Linked DNA regions of Homo sapiens: region 2 is linked to region 1. Evidence: read pairs that join two places in POLR2A ChIA-PET (ENCODE). Cell type or tissue: GM12878. All regions are shown on one strand. Links, peaks and the distances in the headings refer to the core of each region. The heading gives the core; the rest is flanking DNA.

The links. Peaks named below come from ENCODE experiments on the same cell type or tissue, not always from the same donor. Only the 100,000 strongest peaks of a DNase experiment are listed, where the experiment ranks them.
Region 2: POLR2A ChIA-PET joins it to region 1 with 13 read pairs; 6 of 35 experiments call an interaction of 5 or more read pairs at or near these places.

The regions. Positions count from the first base shown.
Region 1 is chr19:49,885,233-49,893,188 of GRCh38, forward strand. It overlaps TBC1D17 (TBC1 domain family member 17), which reads left to right. Exons shown (of 17, transcript NM_024682.3): 14 at 2,244-2,341; 15 at 2,486-2,602; 16 at 2,999-3,085; 17 at 3,192-3,518. The coding sequence ends at 3,392. It overlaps IL4I1 (interleukin 4 induced 1), which reads right to left. Exons shown (of 8, transcript NM_152899.2): 6 at 6,173-6,241; 7 at 5,739-5,875; 8 at 4,422-5,368. The coding sequence ends at 4,438. MIR4750 (microRNA 4750) reads left to right here and starts at 2,943; the gene lies at 2,943-2,998. It overlaps LOC124904743 (a long non-coding RNA gene), which reads right to left and starts at 2,244. Exons shown (of 4, transcript XR_007067293.1): 1 at 1,962-2,244; 2 at 1,214-1,531. RefSeq lists enhancers at 4,847-5,514, 5,515-6,183, 6,184-6,850 and silencers at 4,890-5,059, 5,290-5,479. In GM12878, for the core only: a CTCF peak has its summit at 4,988; no DNase peak of the experiment used is centred there; H3K4me3 peaks cover 1,168 bases; H3K27ac peaks cover 619 bases.
Region 2 is chr19:49,718,499-49,725,328 of GRCh38, forward strand. It overlaps the pseudogene RPS9P4. Among named protein-coding and RNA genes, the nearest start is that of CPT1C, 31 kb to the left of the region's middle. RefSeq lists an enhancer at 2,862-3,362. In GM12878, for the core only: no CTCF peak of the experiment used is centred there; no DNase peak of the experiment used is centred there.

The DNA.
Region 1 (7,956 bases), core at 2,262-6,261:
AGGTCAGGAGTTCAAGACCAGCCTGACCAACATGGAGAAACTGTCTCTACTAAAAATACAAAATTAGCTGGGCCTGGTGGCACACGCCTGTGATCCCAGCTACTCAGGAGGCTGAGGCAGGAGAATCGCTTGAACCTGGGAGGTGGAGGCTGCAGTGAGCCAAGATCACACCATGGCACTTCAGCCTGGGCAACAAGAGCGAAAGAAACTCCATCTCAAAAAAAAAAAAAAAAAAAAATATATTCTTTATTACTTGGTCAATGTAAAAACTGCAGGAAATTAAGATGAAGAAGAAAAAGTAAGGCTGGGTGTGGTGGTTCATGGTTGTAATCCCAGTGCTTTGGGAGGCCAAGGTGGGAGGATCACGTGAGCCAAGGAGTTTGAGACCAGCCTGGGCAACACTGGGAGACCAAAAAAAATTGGGAGACTACAAAAAGATTTAAAAATTAGCCTGGGCGCAATGTCATCCTGGGATCACGCCTGTAATCCCAGCACTTTGGGAGGCCAGGCAGGTGGATCACTTGAGGCCAGGAGTTCCAGACCAGGCTGGGCAACATAGCAAAACTCTGTTTCTACTAAAAATACAAAAAAATTAGCCAGCCGTGGTGGCGCCCACCTGTAATCCCAGCTGTTGGGATCGGCTGAGGCACAAGAATCACTCGAACTGGAGTGGGGGAGGTAGCAGTGAGCAGAGATTGTGCCATTGCACTCCAGCCTGGGCAACAGAGTGAGACCTTGCCTCAAAAAAAAAAAAAAAAAAAAAAAAGGTCGGGTGTGGTGGCTCACGCCTGTAATCCAGCACTTTGGGAGGCCAAGATAGGCAGATCACCTGAGGTCAGGAGTTCGAGACCAGCCTGGCCAACATGGTGAAACCCCGTCTCTACTAAAAATACAAAAATTAGCCGGGGGTGGTGGCGAGCACCTGTAATCCCAGCTACTCAGGAGGCTGAGACAGGAGAATCACTTGAGCCAAGGTTGCACCACTGCATTCCAGCCTGGGCGACAGAGCGAGACTTTGTCTCAAAAAAAAAGAAAAAAGAAAGTTAAAGTTGCTGTTTGATATCATTGTTTTTCTTGAGTGCAGATGGTGATGATAATAAGTTAAACTTATTCATGAACATTTCCTCGATGCTTTAGGACCCCCGGGGGAGGGAGCTGAGATACTCTGTCCTCACCTTACTGATGAGGAAACTAAGCCATAGAAAAGCATCACCTCCTAGGGCACAAGGACAGAGGCTGCCTCTGGGTCATTCAAAGTCTTCTGAAACATCACTTTTCTTGACTGCGCGGCATTGTGTCCACCTGCAAGATGTGGTAGATTTGATGTAACTTGACCTGCTGGAGATTCGGGTCCTTTGCAGTTTTTCATCACGGTGCATAGTCTGGGTAATTTCTTCTTTAGGTTCACTTCCAAGAAGTGGAATTTTGTTCAGGACAGTGCTTGTTTTCACACAGCTTTGGAGAGTTTGTCCTCCGTTGTTACTTTCCTCAAAGGTTAGAATGCTCAGACTCTCACTTTCATTTGAGTTAACTTGGGGGGAAAAAAAGGTTCAACACCAGCTTAATTTTTTTTTTCTTTTTGAGATGGAGTCTCGCTCTGTTACCCAGGCTGGAGTGCAGTGGTGTGATCTCGGCTCACTACAACCTCCACCTCCCGGGTTCAAGCGATTCTCCTGCCTCAGCCTCCCAAGGAGCTGGAATTACAGGGGTGTGGCACCATCCCAGCTAATTTTTGTATTTTTAGTAGAGATGGGGTTTCACCACGTTGGCCAGGCTGTATTTTTAGTAGAGATGGGGTTTTACCATGTTGGCCTGGCTGGTCTCGAACTCCTGACCTCAGGTGATCCACCCGCCTCACCCTCCCAAAGTGCTGGGGTTACAGGCGTGCGCCATCGCACCCGGCCTTCAGCTTAAATTTTTGCTACAGCGTATCTAGGAGTGTCAGTTCCCTTAGCGCTCACCAGCAGCGGGCAGAGGTCTGTTTCGTCGGGCGTGCTGGGCGTCCTGCCTCCCTTCCATGTCCATGGCAGATGTGGAAGTATAATAGCACACTTCCTCTGGAGAGTGGGAGGAAGGAGGGGCAGGGCCCGCGTTCAGGGCTGCTCCTGCCTCACCTCCGAGGTTCCCCAGCCAGGCATAAGTCACTTGCCTAGACTTGGGGAAGGTCTTCCAGTCAGGATGACTTCTCAAACTCTCAGTCCCAGCGCTGGGCAAGGCTGAGTGGGCTCCATGTCATCCCCCAGATTCCCAGGACTCCGGCTCTCTCTGCTTCTGTTTCCGGTGGCTGCTCATCTGGTTCAAGAGGGAATTCCCCTTCCCGGATGTCCTTCGGCTGTGGGAGGTGGGCCAGCCAGTTTGGGCGAGAGGCCTGAAGGGGTGGGCTCACCTGCCCTGGGAGGTTGGGCGGAGAGGGACAGACCCTGGTGGGACCTCAGGCCCAGGCTGGGCTATGACCTCCCTCCCTCCCTCTGTCCCGCACCCTCAGGTGCTGTGGACAGGGCTCCCTGGCCCCAATCTGCACCTGCTGGTGGCCTGCGCCATCCTGGACATGGAGAGGGACACCCTCATGCTGTCCGGCTTCGGCTCCAATGAGATCCTCAAGGTGAGGCTCCGGCCCCGCCCCCGCCCTGTCCCCCCTGAGCTGGGCGCTGCCCAGGGCCGCAGTACCTCCGGGGAGCAGGTGTTTAGTGTGGGATTATTGAAAGCCTGGTTAGTTGGGAGCGCAGTGGGGGTGGGGCCGCGTAGGTTTCCCTTCTGCCCCATGCCATGCCTGCTCCCAGCAAGGTCCTCCGGGCAGGTGGGTGGGGACCTTCCCTCCCCGAGTACGTGCTCAGAATGCTCCCGGAGGCCTGAGAAGCATGTCTCGCCCAGCGCACTTCTGAGCCCCCAGAGGGCCAGCCCGGTGTGTCTTCATTGTTTCCCAGCACGAAGCACAGAGTGGGCGCTCGGGCGGAGGTGGTTGAGTGCCGACTGGCGCCTGACCCACCCCCTCCCGCAGCACATCAACGAGCTGACTATGAAGCTGAGCGTGGAGGACGTGCTGACCCGCGCCGAGGCCCTGCACCGCCAGCTAACCGCCTGCCCCGTGAGTCCCCGTCCGCCCCGCAGCGCCCCGCCCGAACCCCGACCGACCCCCGCCCCCTTCTCACCTTCACCTTCCGCTTTTCGCTTCTCTCATCCCGTGCCTCCAGGAGCTGCCCCACAACGTGCAGGAGATCCTGGGGCTGGCCCCGCCCGCAGAGCCCCACAGCCCCTCGCCCACCGCCTCCCCGCTGCCTCTGTCGCCCACCCGGGCCCCGCCCACCCCGCCGCCCTCCACGGACACAGCCCCGCAGCCCGACAGCAGCCTGGAGATCCTGCCCGAGGAGGAGGACGAGGGCGCCGACTCCTAACCCCGCCAGGCAGCCTCGTTCTGCACAGGCACTTTAGCCCGAGCCAGGCACACCTGCGAGGGGGCAGGTGTGCTCCGCCGCCCTGCTGATAAGCTGGCTTCATTAAACTGACACTTCTCATGTGCAGTTGGCTTCTTGTTGGTGGGGGGAAGGCTGCCAAGTGGGCTCTGACCTGGTTGAGGAGGGGATGGTGGCTGGGCAGAGCCTAGGGTGAATGATTGGGGTTTGTGGAGGCAGGGCTTCCTGAGTTGCCTGATTTGTTTTTTTGTTTGTTTGTTTTATGAGATGGAGTCTTGCTCTGTCGCCCAGGCTGGAGTGCAGTGGCAGATCTCGGCTAACTGCAGCCTCCGCCTCCCGGGTTCAAGCAATTACCCTGCCTCAGCCTCCTGAGTAGCTGGGACTACAGGCGTGTGCCACCACACCCGGCTGATTTTTGTAATTTTGGTAGAGATGGGGTTCCACCATGTTGCCCAGGCTGGTCTTGAACTCCCGACCTCAGGTGATCTGCCTGCCTTGGCCTCCCAAAGTGCTGGTATTACAGGCGTGAGCCACCGCGCCCGGCCTGATTTGGGGTTTTTGGAAGAGGATAGGGTGCTCTGGGCTGTGGCGGCGACCTGGTAGCTGTGTGGGAACACTTCCCGGACATAACCAAGGTGGAAGGGCCTGCAGAGATGCACTCTGGGGAGCCTGCCCTCCCAGCTGCTGCTTGTGAGAAAAATCACCTCCTGTTCAGCCACTGTCAGCTGGGCTTTCTGTTACTTGCATTAGGGCCCATCTGGACTTCAGCCTCGTGACAGAGGTGGTCGCTGTGATTGCCATTTCCCGGTGGTGCAGGGCGTCCTTCCGGTTCCCTCTGTGCGCACCACCCCCCACCCTCCTCTGGAGCCCCACTGTCCAGGAAGAAGTGAGGGGCAGATTTTTGGGGGGGCTCCAGGATGGGCGTGGCGCCTGCTAACTGCAGGGCTAGTGGTTCCGATGCAGGCAAACTGGGGAAGTAACTGAGCCACGGGGGAGGCTGGACCACACGGCTTTTTCCGAAAATACTTTAATGCGAGGTCCTCGTGTGGGTCGTGTTTTGGAGAGATAACTGGCCTTGGACTGGAGGGTGGCTGCCTTCTTCCTTTGCCAGGTCATGCGAGGGGCTGCTGGCCACCCCATGCACATGCCCCTGCCCCTCCATGTCAGATGCGTGCCCCTCGGGGCTGGCCGTGTCCGATGCAGGCCCCTTCCGGCTGTTGATCTTGATGGCGGCGCGCAGCGCCGACTTGACCGCCGTCTCCACCCAGCCGTGCGGGTAGGCGGTGTGCTCGCCGGCAAAGTAGATGCGGCCATAAGGGACCGTCCAGTCATCCTTTTCGGTTTGCCAGAGCGCCGGCGGCTGTACCACAAAGCCACCCTGGCTGTGCTGGTCCTCCGCCCAACGCTTGACGACGCCGGTGCCGTCCCAGAGCTGGCGCACGACAGGCCCGTGCAATGCCGCCACGTCGTCGAGCGCCAAGCGCAACGCCTCTTCCCGGCTCAAGCCGGCGAACGCTGCCGCCGCGTCCGACCACGTGTACGAGGCCAGCAGCAGCGCGCCCTCGCGCGGCGGCGGGTAGAAAATCATGCGCGACGGGCGATCGGTGTTTGAGTGGCCGCCTTCAATGTGCTCCTCGCGCCAGAAGGGCCTGCGGAAGCTTAGGAACACCTTGGTGGCCGGCACGTAGTGCAGCCTCCGCAGCGCCTCCTGCATGTGGCGGGGCAGCGGCGGCGAGAAGGTGATGCGCTTCACCGCCGGTCCGCTCGCCGTCAGCAGCACCACGTCGGCCTTCAGCACCTTCAGATTCCGCGCCGGGGGAGAGGTCTCGATCTGCACGTGCACATCGTGCGGTCCCTGGGTCATCGCCACCACGGGCGCGTTCAACAGCACAAGCCCGGACAGCGAGCTCAGCAGCGCGCGCGGCAGCAGGTCCCAGCCACCCACGATGCGGCTGTACCTGCAGGCGGGGCGGGGCGGGGTGGGGGCGTGACCTGGGCTCTGCGGCCCTGCCCCTCTGCCTTGCCCCACCCACCCCGGCAGCTGGCCCTTATGGGCACCGGCCCGCTCCCCCGTCATCCACCTCTCCCGACCCCGCCCGTCCCTGACATCCCAAAGGCCGCAGGAGTAGTGGATTGTGTCACCAGGGACCCCACCACTTCTCCCCTAGGCCGTGTCCTTTATCTGGGAACCCTTAGCCCCGCGACCATCAATTAGGCCACGCCCTTCACAACAGCCCCGCCCCCAGACCCAGAGGCTCCTCCCACTCCCTGCTACTTTCCCTGATTGCCCCCCGCCCCCCCCCCCTGCCCGCCAGCCCCGCCCCTTACTGGAGTCTGTCGCTGAGGCAGCTGTGGGCCCGGAGGGCCTCGGCGAAGCTGAGATAGAAGAAGCCATCCTCGGACATCACGTCTCCCAGAAGCTGCACGGCCGGCCGGCTCAGGTTCCCCTCCCCGAGAAGATATTCCTGCAGGTTGGGCACAGGCCGAGGTTAGGGCCCAGGCAGGCTGCACCCCTGAGAGAGCCCCTCCGCAGCTGGGCCTCCTGGTCCCATGACATGTCCTTGGACCGTAGGATCCTGTCCCCACTCTCTGACAGATGAGGGAAACGGAGGTCCAGACAGGGGGCGTGTCCAGCCCCCGGGTCAGGCAGGAAGGCGGTGGCAGGACTAGGGTGCCAGGTACCCGCCTTCTGACTCTCTGGGGAAGGCCTCATGGTCACTCTCTTTGCCCTGCATCTCAGCAGAACCAAGATCCCCACTTACCAAGAGCGTGTGCCTTTCAAACTTCTTCATCGCCTTTCTGCAGCCCAGTGCCTTGAGGTCTTTGAGGGCCTGTTGTGGAAGAAGCAGACATGGTGCTGAGCTGCCCGGGCAGCCAGGGTGGAGGCCGGGCCTGGAGCCCACACTCGGCTTCTCCTCGTGGTTCTGCCCACGGCTGGCCATTCACCACTCTCAAGCCCCTGGGCTTTTGCCCACACCATGCCCTCCGCCTTGCCCTCCACGGCAACTCAGATGCCACTGCTCCTCCGATATTACCGAACTGTTAACGCCGCCCATCCCCCCTCATTCGGCTGGCCCGGCTGGTCACAGCTCATCCCGGTTGCGTGTTATTTTGCCTATTTTTCAGCCAGCCAGCCAGACTGTGAGCTCCATGGAGGCAGGGATGTGGGCAGCTGGAGAGGAGACTGGGAGAGGGTCCCAGGCGTGCTGTGTCCTCCCGGGGGCTCAGTGATTATTTGTTGCCTGAATCACTGTGGCCACGGACAGAAGCTGGTCCCCTGTGCCACTGGTCAGTGCTGACAGGGCATGATGGCTGAGAAGTTTATCTACCGTCCGTCCCCTGCCCACAGCCCTCCTGTAGCTCCCCAGTGCCTGGAGCCACAGAATTCTTGCCCCTCAGCCTCATGTTCAAGGCCCCTGCTAGCCCCTCAATGTCTTTTTTTTTTTTTTTTTTTTTTGAGATGGAGTGTCGCTCTGTTGCCCAGGCTGGAGTGCAGTGGCGCCATCTCAGCTCACTGAAACCTCTGCCTCCCAGGTTCAAGTGATTCTCCCACCTCACCCTCCCAAGTAGCTGGGATTACAGGCGCCTGCCACCACACCTGGCTCATTTTTGCATTTTTAGTAGAGACAGGGTTTCATCATGTTGGTCAGGCTGGTCTCGAACTCCTGACCTCAAGTGATCTGCCTGCCTCGGCCTCCCAAAGTGCTGGGATTACAGGCGTGAGCCACTGCGTGCCAGGTACCCGCCTTCTGACTCTCTGGGGAAGGCCTCATGGTCACTCTCTTTGCCCTGAATCTCAGCAGAACCAAGATCCCCACTTACCTCAGTCCATGTCTTTTATGGCAGCTCTGGTTCTGTGAACAGTGTACAGTGCCCAGACCACCTGCCCTCAGGGCTCTCCCACCTACACATCTGGCACCTATTGTTTCCCTGCCTGTCTTTGCGTGGCACATGAGTGCGTGTTCTTCAGCACTTTGTTCGAATCTCACCCCCTCCCAGAAGCCTTGCTGCCCCCATCTAATTTCAGCCTTCTTCTTGGTCCACCTGGCTTCCCCCTTCTGGCCAGGACCTCAGAGGGAAGGCAGTGCCCCTTCACTCACTCATGCATCTCGCATCTCTCAGACTCCCAAACCAGTCAGTGTCAAGGCATAGAAATGACCTGGACATGGCCCCCATCCTGGTCTAGAAGGGGAGATGGGCAAGTGGGCTCTGACCTGGGTGGGGAGGGGATGTTGGGTGTGGCCAGTTCCTCCCTAAAGGTATCAGGGAAGGCTTCCTGGAGGAGGGGACATTGGAGCTAGTTCTTGAGGGCTGAGCAGGAGTTCCTGTGTGGGGAAGGGAAAGGCATTCTGGAAAGGGAGGGTGATACACAGGTATAGTGGGTGTGAGGAACACAGAGCTGGGGGCATGTGGACCACCATGAGGACAAAAATTTCTTAGAGGAGAAAAGAGCATGAGGCTGGAGGGGTGCAGAAGGGAAGGCCAGTCAGGGCTCAAAGCTGAGCCTGAAAAGATCAGACTTTGTCCTGGAGGCAGCGGGGAGCCA
Region 2 (6,830 bases), core at 630-4,629, 170 kb before region 1:
TCTTGAACTCCCAACCTCAGGTGATCCACCCGCCTTGGCCTCCCAAAGTGCTGGAATTACAGGCGTGAGCCACTGGGCCCAGCCCAGAGGCTCAGTTTTATGTCCACTGGCTCCTGATCCAAATGTATAGTTTTTAATAACTCTAACCTTTGTCTTTGTTTTTCATACCCTAGTGAGATAGGAATTTGGCAAGACTGGTTTCCAAGACAACAGGACACAAGACCTCACTCATAAGACAGAAAACAGCAAAAGAAACTGGCTAAAACCAGCTAGAACCAAGAGGACAATGAAAGGGACCTCTGGGGCCGGGCCCGGTGCCTCATGCCTGTAATCCCTGCACCTAGGGAGGCCGAGGCGGGTGAATTACCTGAGGTCAGGAGTTCGAGACCAGCCTGACCAACACGGAGAAACCCTGTCTCTACTCAAAATACAAAATTAGCCCGGCGTGGTGGTGCCTGCCTGTAATCCCAGCTACCTGGGAGGCTGAGGCAGGAGAATTTCTTGAACCCGGGAGGCAGAGGTTGTGGTGAGCCAAGATCGCGCCATTGCACTCCAGCCTGGGCAACAAGAGCCAAACTCCATCTCAAAAAACAACAACAACTAAAAAGGAAGTGACGTCTGGTTACTTTCACTGCTCATTATATGCTAATTGTAATGCATTAACATGCTAAAAACACTGCCACCAGCACCATGACAGTTTACAAATGCCATGGCCATGCTGAAAAGTTACCCTGTGTGGTCTGGACGGGGTGAAAGCCCAGGTTCTGGGAACTCCCTGCCTCTTATCTAGAAAACCCATGTGTAATTCACCTTTTATTTAGCATATATTCAACAACTAACCATTAAAATAACCAACCAACGATCCTCAGAGCTACTCTGCCTATGAGGTTGCTACTCTTACTTTCCTTTCTTTCTTTTTTTTTCCAATTGTAAAGTGCTGATCCTGTTTATTTGGCAGGAAAACGAGACAATCCAGCAGCCCAGGAGGGACAGGTGGACTTAATCCTCCTCCTCGTCGTCTCCAGCCCCACCCTCACCCTGGCCCTTCTTGGCGTTCTTCCTCTTCACGCGGCCGGGGCGGCCACCCCATAGGGAGAGCGCAGAGACAAGTCGATGCGCTTCTGGGAATCCAGGCGGACAATGAAGGACGGGATGTTCGCCACCTGATTGCGGACCCTGACACGGCGCTGGCGGATCAGTACGCCAGCGTGGTGGATGGACTTGGCCAAGCCCAGCTTGAAGACCTGGGTCTGTAGGCGTCTCTCTAAGAAATCCTCTATCTTCAGGCCCAGGATGTAATCCAGCTTCGTCTTGCCCTCATCCAGCACCCCAATGCGGAGCAGCCGCCGCAGCAGGACGTTGCCTTCAAACAGACGCCGTGGGTCCTTCTCATCAAGCGTCAGCAGTTCCCGGGCGGCCTTGCGGATGTTGGCCAAGGTAAATTTGACCCTCTAGACCTCACGTTTGTTCCGGAACCCATACTCGCCGATCAGCTTCAGCTCTTGGTCGAGACGAGATTTCTCGAAGGGTCTCCGCGGGGTCACATAAGTTTTGTGACAAACCCAGCTCCGGGCCACTGGCATGTTGGCTCCGCTTCCCCGTCTGCGCCTGAGTGCAGGACCCGTTCACTGAGAAAGAGCTCCTTTCTTTTTCTTTTCTTTTTTCCTTTTCTTTTTTTTTTTTTTTTCTTTTTTCTTTTTTTTTTTTTTTGAGACAGTCTCGCTCTGTCGCCCAGGCTGGAATGCACTGGCGCGATCTCGGCTCACTGCAACCTCCGCCTCCCGGGTTCAAGCGATTCTCCTGTCTCAGCCTCCCAAGTAGCTGGGACTACAGGCGCCCACCATCATGCCCGGCTAATTTTTTGTATTTTTAATAGAGATAGGGTTTCACCGTGTTAGCCAGGATGGTCTCGATCTCCTGACCTCGTGATCCGCCCGCCTCGGCCTCCCAAAGTGCTGGGATTACAGGTGTGAGCCACCACACCCAGCCCAGCCACACCCTTTATAACCTGCCTTGTCACCTGTCTCAGGCCTTTTCTCGTATTTTACTTTTCTGCTCTTAGTGCCAAAATGCATGCTTATGACGCTTATTTCACTGTTGGACTGGTAGCATTTCTTCTGGCTATTTGAGCAATTTTTGCTATTCTGTATCAGGTAGGGCACTTTCCTTGTTTTGAATTCTTTATTTTGGAGAGGAACCCCTTTGTTCTGACTCTGGGATGCCGGAGTCACATTGTTCCATAGCCTCAGTTGTGCCTTTGGGGTTCACTGTTGGCCACCCTCAGGATGCTCCAGGGTTTTCGGCATTTGGTGTGGGGACCCTTGGTGACTGATATCTGGAGGCCCCAGGTCTTTTGGTATTTGGTGCCCTGGATTCAGGTTGCGTGGTTGTACTGGTAGCCAGACTCAAATTTGTTTTTTTTGTTGTACGGAGTCTCACTCTGTCGCCCAGGCTGGAGTGCAGTGGTGCAATGGCTCACTGAAACTTCCGCCTCCCAATTTCAAGCGATTCTCCTGCCTCAGTCTCCCAAGTAGTTGGGACTACAGGCCTGCACCACCACACCCAGCTAATTTTTTTTTTATTTTTATTTTTATTTTTTTTTTTTTTTGAGACGGAGTCTTGCTCTGTCACCCAGGCTGGAGTGCAGTGGCGGGATCTCGGCTCACTGCAAGCTCCGCCTCCCGGGTTCACGCCATTCTCCTGCCTCAGCCTCCCAAGTAGCTGGGACTACAGGCGCCCGCCACTATGCCCGGCTAATTTTTTGTATTTTTAGTAGAGACGGGGTTTCACCGTTTTAGCCGGGATGGTCTCGATCTCCTGACCTCGTGATCCGCCCGCCTCGGCCTCCCAAAGTGCTGGGATTACAGGCGTGAGCCACCGCGCCCGGCCTAATTTTTTATATTTTTAGTAGAGACGGGGTTTCACCATATTGGCCAGGCTGGTCTTGAACTCCTGACCTCGTGATCTACCTGCCTTGGCCTCCCAAAGTGCTGGGATTACAGGTGTGAGCCACCGTGCCCAGCCTGTTTGAGACCGAGTTTCACTCTGTCGCCCAGGCTGGAGTGCAGTGGTGCAATCTCGGCTCACTGCAACCTCCTCTTCCCAAGCCCAAATGATTCTTGTGCCTCAGTCTCCCGAGTAGCTGGGATTACAGGCGTGAGCCACTGCACCTGGCCAGAAATTTATTTTTGGTTGGAATACTGCCTAGGTCATTACAAACTGGAAAACCAGAAATTTTAGCCTAAAAATAGTTCTTTGCGGCCAGGTGTGGCGGTCATACCTGTAATTCCAGCAGTTTGGGAGGCCGAGGTGGGTGGATCACAAAGTTAGGAGTTTGAGACCAGCCTGGACAGCATAGTAAAACCCCGTCTCTACTAAAAATACAAAAAATTAGCTTAGTATGGTGTCATGCCTTTAGTCCCAGCTACTTGGGAGGCTGAGGCAGGAGAATTGCTTGAGCCCAGGAGGCAGAGGTTGCAGTGAGCTGAGATCATGTTACTGCACTCCAGCTGGGTGATAGAGACTGTCTCAAAAAATATCAATCAATCGATAAAATAGAGGACGTGCGCCTCTTTCTGAGTCTGATTTGGCTTTATGTAAGGATAAGTTTGGCCAGTTTTTGGAGAATCCAGTAATTTATTGAAGAGTTTGTTAAGTTGGCCATGTCCTGTGACCTGACTTGGCATGACTAATGGATATTATTGTCTACCTGCTCTACAGTAGAGGAAAAACAGAGGATTCTAGGCACTCCCCATGAAACCACAAATGGAATGGCCACTTGCAATCAAAGCCATGCCATTTATTGGGAGGAGGGAATGCAACCCCAGATTGGCCCCTGATCTGGTTTTGGCTGTGTCCCTGCCCAAATCTCATATTGAATTGTAGCTCCCATAATTCCCCCATGTCGTGGGAGGAACCCAGTGGGAGATACTTGAATCATGGGGGAAGTTTCCCCCATACTGTTCCGGTAGTGAATAAGTCTCATGAGATCAGATGGTTTTATAAGGAGTTTCCGCTTGTGCTTGGCTCTCATTCTCTCTTGCCTGCCACCATGTAAGACGTGCCTTTTGCATTCTGCCATGATTGTGAGGCCTCCCCAGCTATGTGGAACTGTAAGTCTATTAAACCTCTTTTTCATCCTTTTTTTTTTTTTTTTTTTTTTGAGACAGTCTTGCTCTGTCGCCCAGGCTGGAGTGCAGTGGCACAATCTCGGCTCACTGCATCCTCCACCTCCTGGGTTTAAGCAGTTCTCCTGCCTCAGCCTCCCAAGTAGCTGAGATTACAGGTGCCTGACACCACTCCCGGCTAACTTTTAAATTTTTAGTAGAGATGGGGTTTCACCATGTTGACCAGGCTGGTCTCAAACTGCTGAACTCTAGTGATCCGCCTGCCTTGGCCTCCCAAAGTGCTGGGATTACGGGCATGAGCCACTGTCCCTGGCCAGTAACAAAGTTTTAGAAGTACAGAGTGTTAGGGCCAGGTGTGGTGGCTCACGCCTATAATCCTAGCATTTTGGGAGGCTGAAGTGGGTGGATCACCTCAGGTCAGGACTTGGAGCATTTTGGGAGGCTGAAGTGGGTGGATCACCTCAGGTCAGGACTTGGAAGAAGAGCTGAGGCAGGGCTTGCTTGTCTGACATAATGTAAAAGAGTCTGGAACATGTCCTGGGTCCAGGGTCTCAAACCCCTCGTGGCCTATGGAACACCAAGCTCTGTGCCTAAGGGTGGAAGGCTGCCCTGCCACACTGCAATCTAAGCCCAGGACATAAAACCCCTCGTGGCTTGTAAAGAATCCAGGGCTCTGGGCATAAAACCCCTCATAGCCTCTGGAATGTGTCCAGACTCGCTGGCCCCTTGCTCCTTGCTCTCCCAAGATCATAAACTGGTTGTGTCTTGAGTGAAAAGAACCTGTTCTCCTTTATCTCAACTAGCAGAGCATACGCTAAACCGTCATAGCTACGCTTGGTGCACCACTACCTTTCTACCCCCATGTCCGCACGTCCTCACCACCTGCTTCTTTGTTTGATTACCAATAAATAGTGTGGGCTCCCAGAGCTCGGGGCCTTTGCAGCCTCCATACACCAGCGTTGGCCCCCTGGACCCATCCTATGTACTCTTAACTTGTTTTGTCTCATTCCTTTGATTCCGCCGGACTTCGTAGCCCCCACGACCTGGTGTTGGGTCTGATCACCCCAACAAGCCTGGTCAACATGGTGAAAGCCCGTCTCTACTAAAAATACAAAAATTAGCTGGGTGTGGTGGTGAATGCCTGTAGTCCCATCTACTTGGGAGGATGAGGTAGGAGAATCGCTGGAACCTGGGAGGAAGAGGTTGCAGTGGGCAGAGATGGCGCCACTGCACTCCAGCCTGGGTGACAGAGCAAGACTTCATCTCAAAAAAACTAAATAGGCTGGGCGCAATGGCTCACACCTGTAATCCCAGCACTTTGAGAGGCCAAGGCAGGTGGATCACAGGGTCAGGAGATTGAGACCATCTTGACTAACAAGGTGAAAACCCGTCTCTACTAAAAATACAAAAAAAAAAAAATAAAAAATAATTAGCCGGGCGTGGTGGAGGGCACCTGTAGTCCCAGCTAATCGGGAGGCTGAGGCAGGAGAATGGCATGAACCCGGGAGGCGGAGTTTGCAGTGAGCAGAGATCGCTCCACTGCACACCAGCCTGGGGGACAGAGCGAGACTCTGTCTCAAAAAAAAAAATAAATAAATAAATAAATAAAAAATAAAAAAAGAGGAAAAGGTAGTAGCCCTAACCCCATTGTGTCACTCTCTCTTGAGCCTGCCCACATGCCTTTTTCTTGTGTACTTTTTGCTTTGCAATAAGTCTCCTTACTTTCACTATCTTCTGACTCATCCTTGAATTCCTTACTTCTCGTGATGATGTCAAGAGCCTGGCATTTGGGGACCTCTCACAGCCCACTGGTATCACCTTTTTTTTTTTTTTTTGAGACAGAGTGTTGCTCTGTCGCCCAGGCTGGAGTGCAGTGGGACGGTCTCAGCTCACTGCAACCTCCACCTCCCAGATTCAAGTGATTCTCTTGCCTCAGCCTCCAGAGTAGCTGGGATTACAGGTGCCTGCCACCATGACCATCTAATTTCTTGTATTTTTAGTAAACACGGGGTTTCAACAGGTTGCCCAGGCTGGTCTCAAGCTCCTGACCTCAGGTGATCCGCCTGCCTCAGCCTCCCAGAGTGCTGGGATTATGGGGGTGGGCCACCATGCCCGGCCAACAATGATGTTTCTTTTCCTCGCCGTCTTAGACATTGCTTTAGGAAACACTCTCTATTCGAATTATTTATTAGACCTCGCCTGCTCCCATAGGAAACTTCCCAACTAGACGGCTGTCCCTTTAAAACTGTTTTCCTGCAATGTTACCCACCTGGCCTGGCCTCAGTACTATAATAATACCCATGCCATCTCTCCTACAGGCAATGGTATCTACTTTGTACCACTTATTCAATGCCATTTATAGGGCAAGTTTTTTTTTGTTGTTGTTGTTTTTTTTTTAACAAAGTATCGCTCTTGTTGCCCAGGCTGGAGTGCAATGCGTGATCTCGGCTCACTGCAACCTCTGCCTCCCAGGTTCAAGCGATTCTCCTGCCTCAGCCTCCCAAGTAGCTGGGATTACAGGCACCTGCCACCATGCCTGGCTAATTTTTTTGTATTTTCAGTAGAGATGGGGGTTTCACCATGCTGGCCAGGCTGGTCTTGAACTCTTGATCTCAGGTGATCCGCCCGCCTCGGCCTCCCAAAGTGCTGGGATTACAGGCGTGAGCCACCGCGCCTGGCCAGGGCAGGATCTTTTAACACTAC